Regions from separate parts of the Homo sapiens genome. Here region 2 is linked to region 1. Evidence: read pairs that join two places in POLR2A ChIA-PET (ENCODE). Cell type or tissue: Panc1. All regions are shown on one strand. Each heading gives the region's core, and the rest is flanking DNA. Links, peaks and the distances in the headings are about the cores only.

The links. Peaks named below come from ENCODE experiments on the same cell type or tissue, not always from the same donor. Only the 100,000 strongest peaks of a DNase experiment are listed, where the experiment ranks them.
Region 2: POLR2A ChIA-PET joins it to region 1 with 5 read pairs; 3 of 35 experiments call an interaction of 5 or more read pairs at or near these places.

What each region holds. Positions count from the first base shown.
Region 1 is chr13:50,226,627-50,233,493 of GRCh38, forward strand. The region is part of intron 2 of DLEU1 (deleted in lymphocytic leukemia 1); the gene reads left to right. LOC124900337 (a long non-coding RNA gene) reads left to right here. Exons shown (of 2, transcript XR_007063796.1): 2 at 1,279-6,867. Among named protein-coding and RNA genes, the nearest start is that of DLEU2, 100 kb to the left of the region's middle. In Panc1, for the core only: no CTCF peak of the experiment used is centred there; no DNase peak of the experiment used is centred there; H3K27ac peaks cover 3,262 bases.
Region 2 is chr13:50,651,158-50,658,024 of GRCh38, forward strand. No RefSeq gene overlaps it. Among named protein-coding and RNA genes, the nearest start is that of DLEU1-AS1, 130 kb to the left of the region's middle. In Panc1, for the core only: no CTCF peak of the experiment used is centred there; no DNase peak of the experiment used is centred there.

The DNA.
Region 1 (6,867 bases), core at 1,883-5,882:
CATACCTGGAGTAGATGCTGATGGGTGTTGGTTCTGTTATGTCTATAGACATGATGCTCTTTAAATAGAAAGGCATTTGTTCATCCCAGATGCTTCAGTTTGTATGGTCTTCTCCCTTGAGATTTCCAAATATGGTTCTGGAGGAAATGGGTACATATTCTTTCTTTTTGGAGCAAAGGCTTTTTGGAACAAGGGCCATGTTGCTGATGAAAATGTTATATTGGGTCTCATGGCAATTCCTTTATTGCTTTCTTGACCCTGTGTCATTCAGGGAGTGTCAAAAACCACATGGTGCTTCTGAGACCTACAATTTTTGCATTTAGTTCTCTGATTTAGCTGACAGATGTTAAAACACAGATATAGCCAGATAACTCCCCAGTGACAACACAGATGCAAAAACTGAAAAGTGCAGTTACTCCAGCTTGGGGAGGGATTATATTGGATATTCAAAATTTTCCCTACTGAAGCCCTTACATTTTTCATGTGTTTCTGTTAGGCTAATGTGGCTTAGGTTAGAGGAAACTGAGTCTCTTTCCTTCTGGTTGATTCAATCATTCATATCCTCAAGAAAATGTGCCAATCTGGAGCTCAGGAGATCCTGAGAATATTAACAATAACAGCAGGCTCAAGTCTCTTTTATGGCTGGCAGGGCTCTGACAGAACAACTTTGGGTCTGAAGAGAAATAAAACAAAAAAGATCTGAGATCTGGAGGGAAATTTCATTGGGACTTACCCAGTCATTTTATGGATTAGGAAATACGAGGCCTACAGTGACTTTCTCGGGGTCACAGATAGGAGTAACAGAACCAGGGCTAGATCTAGGTCTCCTAACTTGCAATTGAGTCTTTCCCCATTGGTTCCTGGCCTCTCGTGTGTCCCCTGCATCTCCCTGAGGTTTACCCTTGAGATTGGTGTTGGGGACTGTGACACATGGTGGAGGCTGCAGTAGGGCCTCTGGCTCTCTCCAGTCTTGGGCGTGCCTCATCTCAGCCCATTGCCTTTGGGGAAATGCTAGCCACAAACATAGTGAGTTAAATTCTTGGACTATCAGATATAGCTCAGACTTTCAAGATGATAAATAAAGAAACTGAGGTTCAAAGAGGGAATGTGACTCGCTCAGCAATTCAGAAAATCAATTAACAAATAATTATGGAGCACTTAGGATGTGCCGGGCCTGTGGAAACTGCTGGTGGGTGGGTGGGTAGGTGGGGGCGGGGGGCGGCATTTGACTAAGAATAAGACAGACAGGTTCTTACCCTGGAAGAATTTACCATCCAGGAACAAGAGAGCAAACAGCCACAAGTGGGAGGAATATTTAGAAGCGAGGAGTCCCCTTGGAGAACTTGACCTGGTCTGACAATCAGGAGCAGACTCGAATCTTCTGTTCCCTCTGTCGAGATGCCTCGTCTCTCTAGGTCTTGCTGACTTGAATGTGTGTGGAGAGTTCAAAGCCAGGAAAGGATATGTTTGAGGTAACCTGCTTTCCTACCCTATTTAGATTTTAGGTTAATTTTAAAAATGTTTCCCTTTTGTATAAGATTATTTTGATGCTTTTAGACCCTATCATTACCCTATTATTTATTACACTGAAGAATCTATTTAAATATTGGCCTCACTACAGGCCACCCTCAAAGTGGGCCAGTTCTTAGGGCTCATAGGGGAACTATGACCCAGTGTACCCCTACAGAAAAGCCACTGTCTCCATGGCTTCTGGTTGCCTCTAGATAGAAATCTAAAAGCCCACTGATGAGTTTGTGACATTTAGCAATTGCCAACCTTTGCCTAGACTACCATCATGTGTCCTGGGAAGATGCCCCCTTCCTGATCCACAGACCTCTTTTCTCCATGTTGTATTTCTCGGGATTTGGAACTTTTCTAGATGACAGTTGTTTTTCTTGCTCAAAGGGAGGGTAGCATGCCTTTCTCTGAGCCATGTTCCCCCGCCCCCTTCCACTTAGAGCCTGCCTCTTTCTGACCAGCTCCACCTGCCCCTGCAGCAGCCCTACTGCCCTATGTACCAGCTGCAACTGGTTTTGTGTATGATTATGTATTTAAAACAATTTGTGTTCCTGTCTCTTTTCATTATGTCCATCCTCTCTACTCCTCTGGATTACAAGTGTCGTGAGAAGGGGGGTTGAGGCTCCTATTTCCTGTAGGGCTTAGATTACTGAGGCGCAGTTGGCTGGCGGCTGGGCAGACTGAACCCTGCTGTTCAAAGGCAGATGGGAGAGCCGGGGCGGGGGATCTGAGCCACCAGCCCAGTGGTCCAGAGCAGTTGTCTGAGGCAGGACACCAGGCTGCAACACTAATTTGCCATGTGACTCTATTTTATTTTATTTTATTTTTGAGACAGGGTCTTGCTCTGTCACCTAGGCTGGAGTGCAGTGGCGTGATCTCAACTCACTGCAACCTCCACCTCCTGGGTTCAAGCAATTCTCCTGCCTCAGCTTCCTAAGTAGCTAGGATTACAGGCATGCGCCAACGCGACCAGCTAATTTTTGTATTTCTAGTAGAAACGGGGTTTCACTATGTTGGCCAGGCTGGTTTTGAACTCCTGATCTCAAGCAATCTGCCTGCCTCAGCCTCCCAAAGTGCTGGGATTACAGGCGCAAGCCAGAGCGCCCAGCCGCCATGTGACTTTAGACTGGATTTCAGTTTCCTTGTCTAAGTGTCTCCTCATGTCGGGATCCTGTGGTGTGATGTCTGGGAGAGTACCCTGAACTTAGTACTTAAAGTATTAAGACTATGTCATAATGTCTCATTCTTAGACCCTGTCGAGTATGTGTAGGGCCGGAAAATGTCCTTCAGGCTTCTTTGAGTTGGGTCTGGATCCTGAACCACTAGGTTTTAATCCTTGTCCTCATCAGAGGGACAGACAGTATTGAGTGACCCAGGGGACAAAGTCAAAATGGCTGTGGGCACTGGCAAGAGAGGAGGCTCTCAAATAAGGAAACAATGGCATGAAAAAGTTTTAACATTATATATATATATATATATATAGTTAATACACATGCTTGTATGTTTTTGTGTATGTTCATGTGTGTATGTGTATGTATATAAAAGCATCAAAATTGATATATATCATAGGGAAAACCAAAACTTGGTAAGATTTCATTTTACCCGTTTTACAGTCTAAACCTTAAAACTGCTTGCAATTTTAATTATCAATGAGGAATGGACATAATAATCTGTTCAGTGCTCAGGGGCTCTGAAGCCCTTAAATTCTTGATGTAGGAACTCTCCCTCCAACCCAGAGTGCCAGGGTTTTGCTTGCCACCTCTTCTGATCTGTCCTTACCTTCTCCGTGTTTTCCATTGGTGAAGATACATCTATGTCTCAGCTCAAGCCCTGCTCCCATTGCATTGGAACAGTGTGTAGCTGTGCACACTGTCCACACTTAAGAAAGGGTGATGCCAGACTCAAAAAGCCTTGGGGAAGAGAAAGCTCATCCCCTTTAGATGAAAGAAATCCTGGAGTGAGGCCAGGTGGAATATTCTCAAGTCATTCCTGATGTGTCATTTGTCTACAGCAGAGCAAATTATGGCTGCCTTTTATGGGCATTTGAAAGGCCAAAGGCAGCGATCCACTCTGAGTATATACCCCAAAGAATTGAAAGCAGGGTCTTGAAGAGATATTTACATAGTCATGTTCACAGTAGCATTATTCACAATAGCCAAGAATGTTGATTGCAACCCAACCCAAATGTTCATTGACAGATGAGTGGATAAAATATGGTATGTACATATTCTATACATATGTCTACATTAGGCTAAATGAATTAGCCAGTCATAAAAAGATAAAAACTGTAGGATTCTAGTTGTATGAGGTACCTAGAGTAGTCAAATTCATAGAAACAGAAAGTGGAACAGTGATTGCTTGGGGTTGTGGGAAGGAGGAAATGGAGAGTTATTGCTTAATGGATGTGGAGTTTCAGCTTTGCAAGATAAAAAGAGTTCTGAAGATTGCACAACAGTGTGAGTGTACTTAACACTACCGAACTGTACACTTAAAAATGGTTAAGATGGTGAATTTTATGTTATATGTATTTTACCACAATTAAAAACAAACAAATCCTAATGCCCAGGCTGCACCACAGACCAATTAAATCAGAATCTCTGTGGGTGGCTTTCAGATATCCTTATTTTTTCAATTTCCCCAGGCTAAGCTAAGGTGGAGAACCACTGGACCAGAGGCAGGAAATGCAATCTTGAGGTGGTAGCTGTAAACCAGGGGTGAAATGAAAAGAATGGAATCACAGGGAATAAAACAAATTGGATGGTTTGGACAGTCAGTCTTCAGCGATAGATCAGATATGGAACGAAGGAAAGAAGAAGGAAAAAGAAAAATAATGGATCAAAGAAGTTTCCAAGGGCCTAGACTAAATTGTGGATTTATGGAAAAACTGAATGTTTATTGGTAGGTGTTGGGAGTGATTATTTATTTTAGTTTATGGTAATGCAGGTAGAAATTTCTTAGAGGCAGCTGGAAATTTTCATTGCCAAAATTATTCATGTATTTCCCTTGTAGAAGCCAGAGTTTCATTTTACAGTAAAAATGAACTTTTAAAAAAACATTTGTTCATTTATTTGTTTCTTTTTAAGTGTTTAATTGTTAGAGGCAGCTGGAAATTTTCATACTCAAAATTATTCATGCATTTCCCCCATGGAAGCCAGAGTTTCATTTTACATTAAAAATTAACTTTTAAAAAATATTTGTTCACTTATTTGCTTCTTTTTAAGCATTTAACGGACAGATAAAGAGTGAATACATTAAAATTATACAACATGATGATTTGATATAAGTATACATTGTAATGATTATCATAATCAAATTAATGAACACATTCATCACCACCCATGCTGTACATTAGATCCCCAGACCTTGTTCATCTTATAAACTGAAAGTTCGTGCCTTTTGATCAACATCCTCCCACTTTCTCCAGTCCCCTGGCCCTGGCAACCAGCATTTTACTCTCTGTTTCTATGAGTTTGACTTTTTTAGATTCTAAATATAATTGGGGTTATGCAGTATTTGTCTTTCTGTGTCTGGCTCATTTGACTTAGCATAATGTCTTCCAGGTTCATCCATGTTGTTGCAAATGACAGGATTTCCTTCTTTTTTATGGCAGAATAATATTCGATTGCATATATGTATCTGTATCCATTCATCTGTTGATGGATGCTTAGGTTAATCCCATATCTTGGGTATTTTGAATAATGCTGCATTGAACATATGATTGCAGATATTTTTTTGAGCCATCGATTTCATTTTCTTTGGATATTTTTATCCAAAAAACCCCAAAACAACAACAACAACAACAAAAGAAGAAAAATTGCCCAGGGAGCATTATATCTTCAGGAGCCAAGAATAAACCTAGTTTCAGAGTTCCTTTTGGCAAAGCCATGAAGTTGGAGAGCTTTGTCTGTGGCAATCCTTCTCTTGCTGTCTCCTACCTGCCTCTGAATGTTCTGTGGGCCTCCACTTTCTCAGGATCCCATTCAAGTCACATTGCCCTGTTCCTCCTCTCTTTCTAGAAATTCCTGGTAAACAAGTAAATCCCATAGTAAACAAATTTGCGTGAAGGCAATAGAAACTCCCACACTATTTTTTCTAAGAGCATTCACATTTTTAAAATAAATGGAATGAAGAGATCAATACTTATTATAAAATAATAAAACTAGAATGGTGATATTTCAGGAAGGAGAAATTTTGGATAAGATTGCCATTTCTGGCCTCTTGGAAGCACCTCTGTAAATAGTTCTGCTTAGGTGTTCAGACCTGGGTGGGCAAGAGGGGTATTCAGTGATTTGCATGGACCCAGAGAGTCAGCAGATGGGTGCTGGGAGGAGGATACTGAGTCACATATGTGGTCTAGACATATGGATGATGGGAAAGAAAAGTCATTTATGACATTAAATATATCACCTTCCAGTGCCACTAAATCATGTTTTCTGAGCAGAGCAGAGTCACAGCTCCCTACTTTACCCTGTGGTATTCAGCAGGCCAAAGATTTAAGGAAGGACTTAAAAAGTGTCCTTTGGATGCCTTCATCACAGTGCCTGAAATTGCATGCTGTGACTACAAGCCTTTGTCATGTTTACTGATATGGTTTGACTCTGTCCCCACCCAAATCTCAACTTGAATTGTAACTCCCAGAATTCCCACGTGTTGTTGGAGGGACCCAGGGGGGAGGTAATTGAATTATGGGGGCTGGTCTATTCTTGTGATCATGAATAAATCTCATGAGATCTGATGGGTTTATCAGGGGTTTCCACTTTTGCTTCTTCCTCATTTTTCTCTTGCTGCCACCATGTAAGAAGTGCCTTTTGTCTCCTGCCATGATTCTGAGGCCTCCCCAGCCACGTGGAACTGTAAGCCCAATTAAACCTCTTTTTGTTCCCAGTTTCGGCTGTCTTTATCAGCAGTGTGAAAACTGTATTAGTCTGTAATACAGTAAATTGGTACCAGCACAGTGAGGTGCTGCTGGAAAGATACCCAAAAATGTGGAAGCAACTTTGGAACTGGGTAACAGGCAGAGGTTGGAATAGTTTGGAGGGCTCAGAAGACAAGAAAATGTTGGGAAGTTTGGAACCTCCTGGAGACTTGTTGAATGGTTTTGACAAAAATGCTGATAGTGGTATGAACAATAAGGTCCATGGTGCGGTGGTCTCAGATGGAGATGAGGAACTTGTTGGGAACTGGAACAAAGGTGACTCTTGCTATGTTTTAGCGAAGAGACTGGTGGCATTTTACTCCTGCCCTAGAGATCTGTGGAGCTTTGAACTTGAAAGAGATGATTTAAGGTATCTGGTGGAAGAAATTCCTAAGCAGCAAAGCATTCAAAAGGTGACTTGGGTGCTGTTAAAA
Region 2 (6,867 bases), core at 1,936-5,935, 420 kb after region 1:
TGATGGACCTTCCTGCCTGAGGAGTGCATCCCAGGGCTCAGAAGCCTTGAGAGGACTGAACTGCACCCTGAAGGACAAAATTCAAGCTGGTGACTTCCACATGTGTTTTGTGAAGCCTTCATGACCACCATAGGGAAACAGCTGCACTGGTGCAGAGATAAAGCTGTCTTTGTAGAATAAAAGCAGGATTCTATCCTAAAATTGATTTACATCTGAGCTGCAGGCACGCTACTGAAGAAAGCTCTCTGAATCTACCCCCGTGAGAACTTCCCCCAGCCACTCCTATGCCACAGAACAAAGGCCAGGGTAGGAGTTCAGATCTCTATTGTTCAGCCTCATCCTTTTCTCAGAATCTGTGTTTATATAAGACACTGACACACTCATCTCATTGAATAAAAGACACAAATATTTTATTTCTTATGAAATGTTCAATAGACCATAGATTTCATGGGCTGGATTACAACATAGAGACACCCTACTTTAAGCTGATAAAATACATGAAATACCAAATTCATAGTTAAGGCAATGTACAACACAATTACTTGCTTTATAAAAAAAGTGGCCGTAAGACACTTTAAATATGTATACTCTAGTAGAGAAATAAAATACTACAATTTCTTTATTCAAATAAGTTGAACTATTCCCATTATGAAAATAGTAGAAAAATAGATCAGGAACAGAGCCAAGGAGCTGCCCAAAGCGGTATATACATTCTCATTTGGGAATGTGGACACCTCTAATTTCCTTTGGAACCTCAGCTTAATCTTATTAAATTTCCACTAAAATTCTCTAGGGGAATTCAATGATGGGGTTAAAGGGTCAAGTTTTCTCCGGGTTTTGCTACTTCTTAGTGAACACTTTGTGGCCTCTGGAAGTGGAGGGAGCAAAACCTCAGAGAGTGCAGAGTCCCTGTGTGCAGAGAGGGCAGCAGCTGGGTGTCTCATCACCTTGCAGTTCTCAACCTTATGTGGTGGGGGGTGCCCCCGGGTGACTTAGTCCTGCGGGCCAAGACTGCAGGCTGCTGCATGAATAAAATAGACCATGAGTGAAGTCTGATTCTGCAGGTGCTAGCTGAAAGCCCACCACTTTCTCCCCTGCTCAGGAAAGTGAATTAGAATGCTAGTGAACAAAAGAGCTGTTATCATAGGGATGTCCTCTTATTGGAATCTACACTCAGAGTTTTTATATATGTTACCTAAAAACTTTGGTATACTCTAACTGTTTGTAGTGATAACTTACTCGTTCCAAACTCCCTCCACTTCCTGAGATCTGCTGGTGCAACCTGTTATTGTAAGAGTATGGGATGGGGACCATGGAGGCATTTCCCTGTCCCCTCTCATCCAGAGTGAGCTAGGCAGGGGTAGCCTTCCCTCTGGACGGTTTCAGGTCCCAGCAGGCTTCCAGGGAGGATGGGAGCTGCGGGAGGGAATATGCAGGGAAGATTGTTGCAGAATCTGGAAAACTGCTCTCAGCTTTCATATTTTTTGAGCTAGATCCTCTTGCCTCAGGCTGCCCTTGTGTAGGTAGACACCCACCACTCCCACCCTACCAGGTTTTGTTTTTGTCTGTTTTTTTTTAATTTATTCTGCTGCCAATGGTCTTCAAAGCATAAGAGTTTTCATATTTCTGAAACATCACAGAACCTTCTAATTAGCAATATTTGACCACAAGGAGTTGCAGCTTCTTCTATATATCTCCAAAATAGCTAGACTTTTGCAAGTTTTTAAAACCCAAATTTTAATTTGTGGGCATATTCTTTATTTGTACTAAGTTACAATAAGCACAAATTCTTTTGTAATATTGAGAATTATTTTTAAATTGACCAAAATTATTCACTAAAGAATTATTTTCCTTAAGAAGAAAAGAAAATATTGTAGCAACAAAAAAGGGGGTCTTGAAAGATTAAAAATCTGCTGATATTCCAGCTTTACTCCTCTCCCCTCCCCTGGCTTCTGGGGCCACCTACAGAATTCAGGCTCCTTGAATGGAAACTATTCTGGAACATGGAGTGTGGGGTGGGGGGCAGGGGGCTGCTTTGGTACAGCAAAGCTATGTGTCTATTTGAACAAAGGGAAAAGAAAAATGATTTCATTGTCCATGAAGTGTCTTCAAGAAAAATAAGTCATGGGGAGGTCTGGGACAAGGGCTTCCAAACCTGGTTTTGCAGAGTCCCCTTTGGGGACAAGAAGTGGAGATGGGGAAGAGAGGAGAAGGGGGGCAAGAAAAGGTTGACTGGGGCAACTTCAGCATCCCTCTCCCGACCAGAGAAACTCCACTTTCAGGAAAACACGAATTATTTCATTTTATTCAAACAACTGTGTGTATAGGTGTATAGGTGTATAGATATTTTCCAGGCTCATTATTTGATATCAGTGCTCTAAATATTGTCATCTAACACCAAATGCAATGTAAAGTTTTTGAGAAAAATCAATTGCATTTCTAAGAAATTGGCAAAATGACCATTCTCCTATCTCCTAATATTACTGTTACTACAGAGAATGGAGCAAAGTCTAGATTATTTAAAAATTGAAAGTAATAAAACTTTTTTTCTAGGTATGGGTAACTGCACTGGCTATTGAGAGATCAAATGATATGCACCTTCAGGAACTCTTCCAGCAAGAGCTACTCAGTGAGGAGACATTCATCATTAGCACATTCAGAAATTATAGCTCTGATATGTTTTCTGGGTGGCCGGATGCAAAGGATCATCCATAGTTATGAAAACTCAAGAACAGGGAAGTCAATTAGTATATTTATAAATCTGTATTCCTCTCCTGTCAAGGAATCTCCCTGTATATGAATGATAGCTGTGTCCTTGATTTGAGTAACTCTTTTTCCTAATCAAAAGAAACTCAAATGAACAGGCCCATATGTCTTATCAGAACAAACTATCCTGTAATAAAATGGAAAGAGGTTTTGAAAACTTGATTGTTAGTGTCCATTAATATCTTTCAAGCAGGTACATGGTATAGCATGTAATTATAAATACAGATTATAATGGCAGGCAGTATTATCCTTTAGAAAAGAGGGGATGAAACTAAGTAATTCCCTTCTCTATACTAGACACTTGTTGAAGCAAAGTCTACCACGATCTGAACTCCTCAAAGTGCATATAGTCTACTAAGGGTATCTGGCTTTTACAATAAAAAAGGTACCTTATGTTATAAAACCCGTGCTCAATAGCCTTATTTCTGGTGATTAGGAGAGGCACCAGTGGTAAAAGGCTCAGAGGAATGGCAGAAGGAACATGGATTTTGGAATTTGACTAGTCTAGATTCAAATCCCAACTCGTAACAGAGTCATCTTGGTAAGGTATGAAGCCAATATTTCATAAGTCTTATTTCCTCATTTGTTAAGTGAGAACAAAACTCCTCATCTCATAACGTCAAATGAAATAGGGAAATCATCAAGTTGAGACTTGATGCCTTGCGTACAGCAGACACTCAAATATATGAGGTTAACTTCTTTCCTCCTCTTCTTACAGGCAGATTAAGAAAGGATGTGTTAACTTATCCAGTGGTTAAGGTTAGGAATCTTGAAGATTCAGCAAGTCTCCCTTTTCGTATTTTTCTGCATGGTCCAGAATGCAAGGCTAATATCTGGAGAGTGCTTGGGCATTCCCAGATGGAATACTGATGATAGGGGCTGCATCAGGCCGTTGATCCCAGTATTACCTGTTCACTAACAACAATTTGAACTTCCCATCTTCTGGTTCTGCTGAAGTGTGTGAGGTCCCTGGGTGTTAACCTGCCTGGGTGATGACACTGCCCATCAGCAGTGATGGAGCCCGTAGCAGTGGAAGCATCTTTTAGAAGATCTTTGAGTTCCATTTCTTTTGGAGATGAAGTAGGGAAAAATCGGTTTGCTTGGAAACTCTTGCCATTTGGCAGGTATTTTGAAAATTGAAGGAAGCATTGAAATTGGCTTGGAATTATCAAGCAGCTCCAGTGTGTTTTAAATATTAGGCTTCCTCATGCAATTTCATTGAAAAAAAGATTTCTGTGACGCCAAAGAATTTGCAAATTAGCAGCATACTACAAGAGAGCTGTATGGAGTCTGAGAGTAAAGGGTGTACTGCCCTGGGTCTACCCTGCGTTCTGCCACTAATTTGCTGTGGGACACTACTGCTCTGTGTTAGTTTCTTCAGCATCAGAAAAAGAAAAAGAAAATACACCTTAGGGCATGAAAGAATATTTTAAAGGCCTAAAGCAATATATACATCATAGACATCATTAGAGACCAAGTTCATTTTGTCCCCAACAGACTTTTTATTGTAGTTTTGATTTAAATTATCTCAATATCATAATTACTTTGATGGCCCAATCTCAAAACATAGCTAAAATTAATTAGGTCAGAGTAGAAGAAGCAGAATATCTTTTTATTGCTTTTTTGTTTTTAATAAGCACTTAGAACATCCCTACTTCTTTCAGTTAAAGAAAGGACATATATTTGTATATAAATTTGCTTTCTTGTCAATTCCCAAAAATATCTTCATGAACCAAATCCCAAAAATAATTAGAAAAAAATTGTTTTCAGTTCCAACTAATGAATGTTTCCTGTGAGTTCATTGATTCAATTCAATTGAAGGTGTAAGCTGCCTCTGTTCATGAGGCTACTTGAGATACTGCCTTTACTTAGACCTGTTTTTCTATCAAACACAATGTGCAAACATTAGACAAGACAGGCATTGCAAACTTATACTATGAGACAAGTATCTAAATATTAATGTTTTCACAAAAACTATTTGCCATAGCACTGCTTTATAATTAATTGGGATGCTTGTAAACATTCATAAGAACATTGTGCAATAAACATAAATATTTTATTGCTTTAAAAATGTAAATGTAATGCATAATGTAGGTAACATACACTGATTTAAAAGCTAACATTAATTGCCAACAGAAACTTAATCATGAGCTATTAATTACTGTAGCACCTAGGAGTCCTGATTAAAATTCCAGTTATTCAAACAATGATAACCTGTTACACTTAATTTGACCATCCTAATTCTGGGCTTTTGTCTTGCTCATAATGCACAGCTCTTCCCAAATACAGTCATAGCATAAGAGTACCTTTCCTATTCTCAAAAAATGGTAGGTAGAATACAGTTTATTGCAGATAACTCTATAGAAGCTAGATTTGGAGCTGAAGGGGCTGTGGTAAATTCTAGCTTTATGTTTGTTATAAGGGTACAATTTGTGACATTTACATTTTTATTGAAATGAAGATTTTGTTCAGGAAAAAATTGAACCACTTGGGCTGAAGAATCCAGTCATGGGGGACTCTAAAATGGGTTGGAGTCTTTGTCAGAAAGAGAAGACAAGGAAAAACATCCTTGACCTCTGTCCTTCATGTCCAACTTTTATTCCCCAGCCCATAAAGGAACTCTCTCCCCCAGGTGGGGACTCCCTTCATCCCCTCTAATACAGAGTCGCTAATCTGATTGGTCAGAGAAATTTATGGAACCACAATTGCAGGGAGCAGGGCAAACTACCTGTTGTTCTACCTGTGCCCAGGAGCCCTACAGATGCAGACATAGTTTCTCTCCTTTCCATAGTACACCTCCCCATAAAGAATTCAAAATTTAGATTCAAGATATGAAGTCTCACATTTGCCTAGGTTCTAAGTCATCTCCTACCAGGTTTACCTGAAGTCTTGCCTTTTCTAGTTTTCAGCTACTTACCTAGATTAGTACATTATCTCATTTCTCATCTATCTAGTCATCATGATTTGCTCCGCCAGAACCTGATGGGGGAAGAGGACCAAGTAATTGCCAGGACGTATTTTGAGGGAGAAGGGCTATAGAAAGACTTACTTAATTCTCGAAGGAAAGGAAACGTAAGGAAAGCAAGGCCAGAGCATGCCAAGGCGGCTGGGCCTGGAGAGATCTTTTCTCCTCTCTCCTCCCATCTCTCCGTCTCTGCCATCTGTGAGAATACTCTTTCTGGAGGTGGCAATTGACAGAATCACAGCTGCCTCTAGTGCCTGACCCAATTAAATTTTGCTCAGAGATAAAAAACAAGTGACCAAAGAATGAATATCTGGGAAAAGTAAACTGAATGCAATCTTTTGTTTTTCAAAATAACATTTTTTTTCCCGATTTTATAAGTAAATATACACTCATATGTGCAAATGTGGAAAGGAGAGAACAGCATAAAAAGGCTAACAAATGTCATTTGTATCCTACCAACCAGGAAGAGCGATTTCTCTTTCTGTTTCTGAGCTCCCTCCAGCCACCTCCAAGCTTTTGGCACACCCCCACCTGGTTCTGCTTAGACTCAGCTGCTGGTTGGAGTACAGGTGTTAAAGACCTCATTAGCACAGTTTTGCTACTCACTTGGAAAACTAAATAACCCTCCAGTGACTCTTAAGTTCTCCCAGCACAATCCCTTTCTCCAGCTGGTGAGTTCAGAGTTTTAGAAGTTTGTGTGTTGCTGCTACCTTCTTCTTAAGTTGTTCCAATTTGCCTTTCAAAAGGGACGTCTATAACTGCCCTATGTTAGGCCCGGGTGTTCCCAAGTTCCTTGCCCCGGCTTACTTCCACACAGAGTGTTACATGGTTCATTTATTTGTGGGGCAGGGAGGCACTATCATTCTTCTTTCTTTCCCACTGTCAAATGTAAAAACAAAACATATGAAGCAATGAGTTTAACCCATTTCTTCGTAACTTCATCCTAAATTGTCCCAAGAAATTAGGCTCTCACACAATAGAGTTGTTCAACTTCTGATGTCATATTGCTGACTGATGTGGAGAACATCGCTTTTCTAACTGTTGACTATTAGAATGCAGAAAAGCCAGACTCCTCGGCATGGTGTTGGCCTAGTGTGCTCCATTGTACATGCACTCACAGATGTGGCCACCATGTT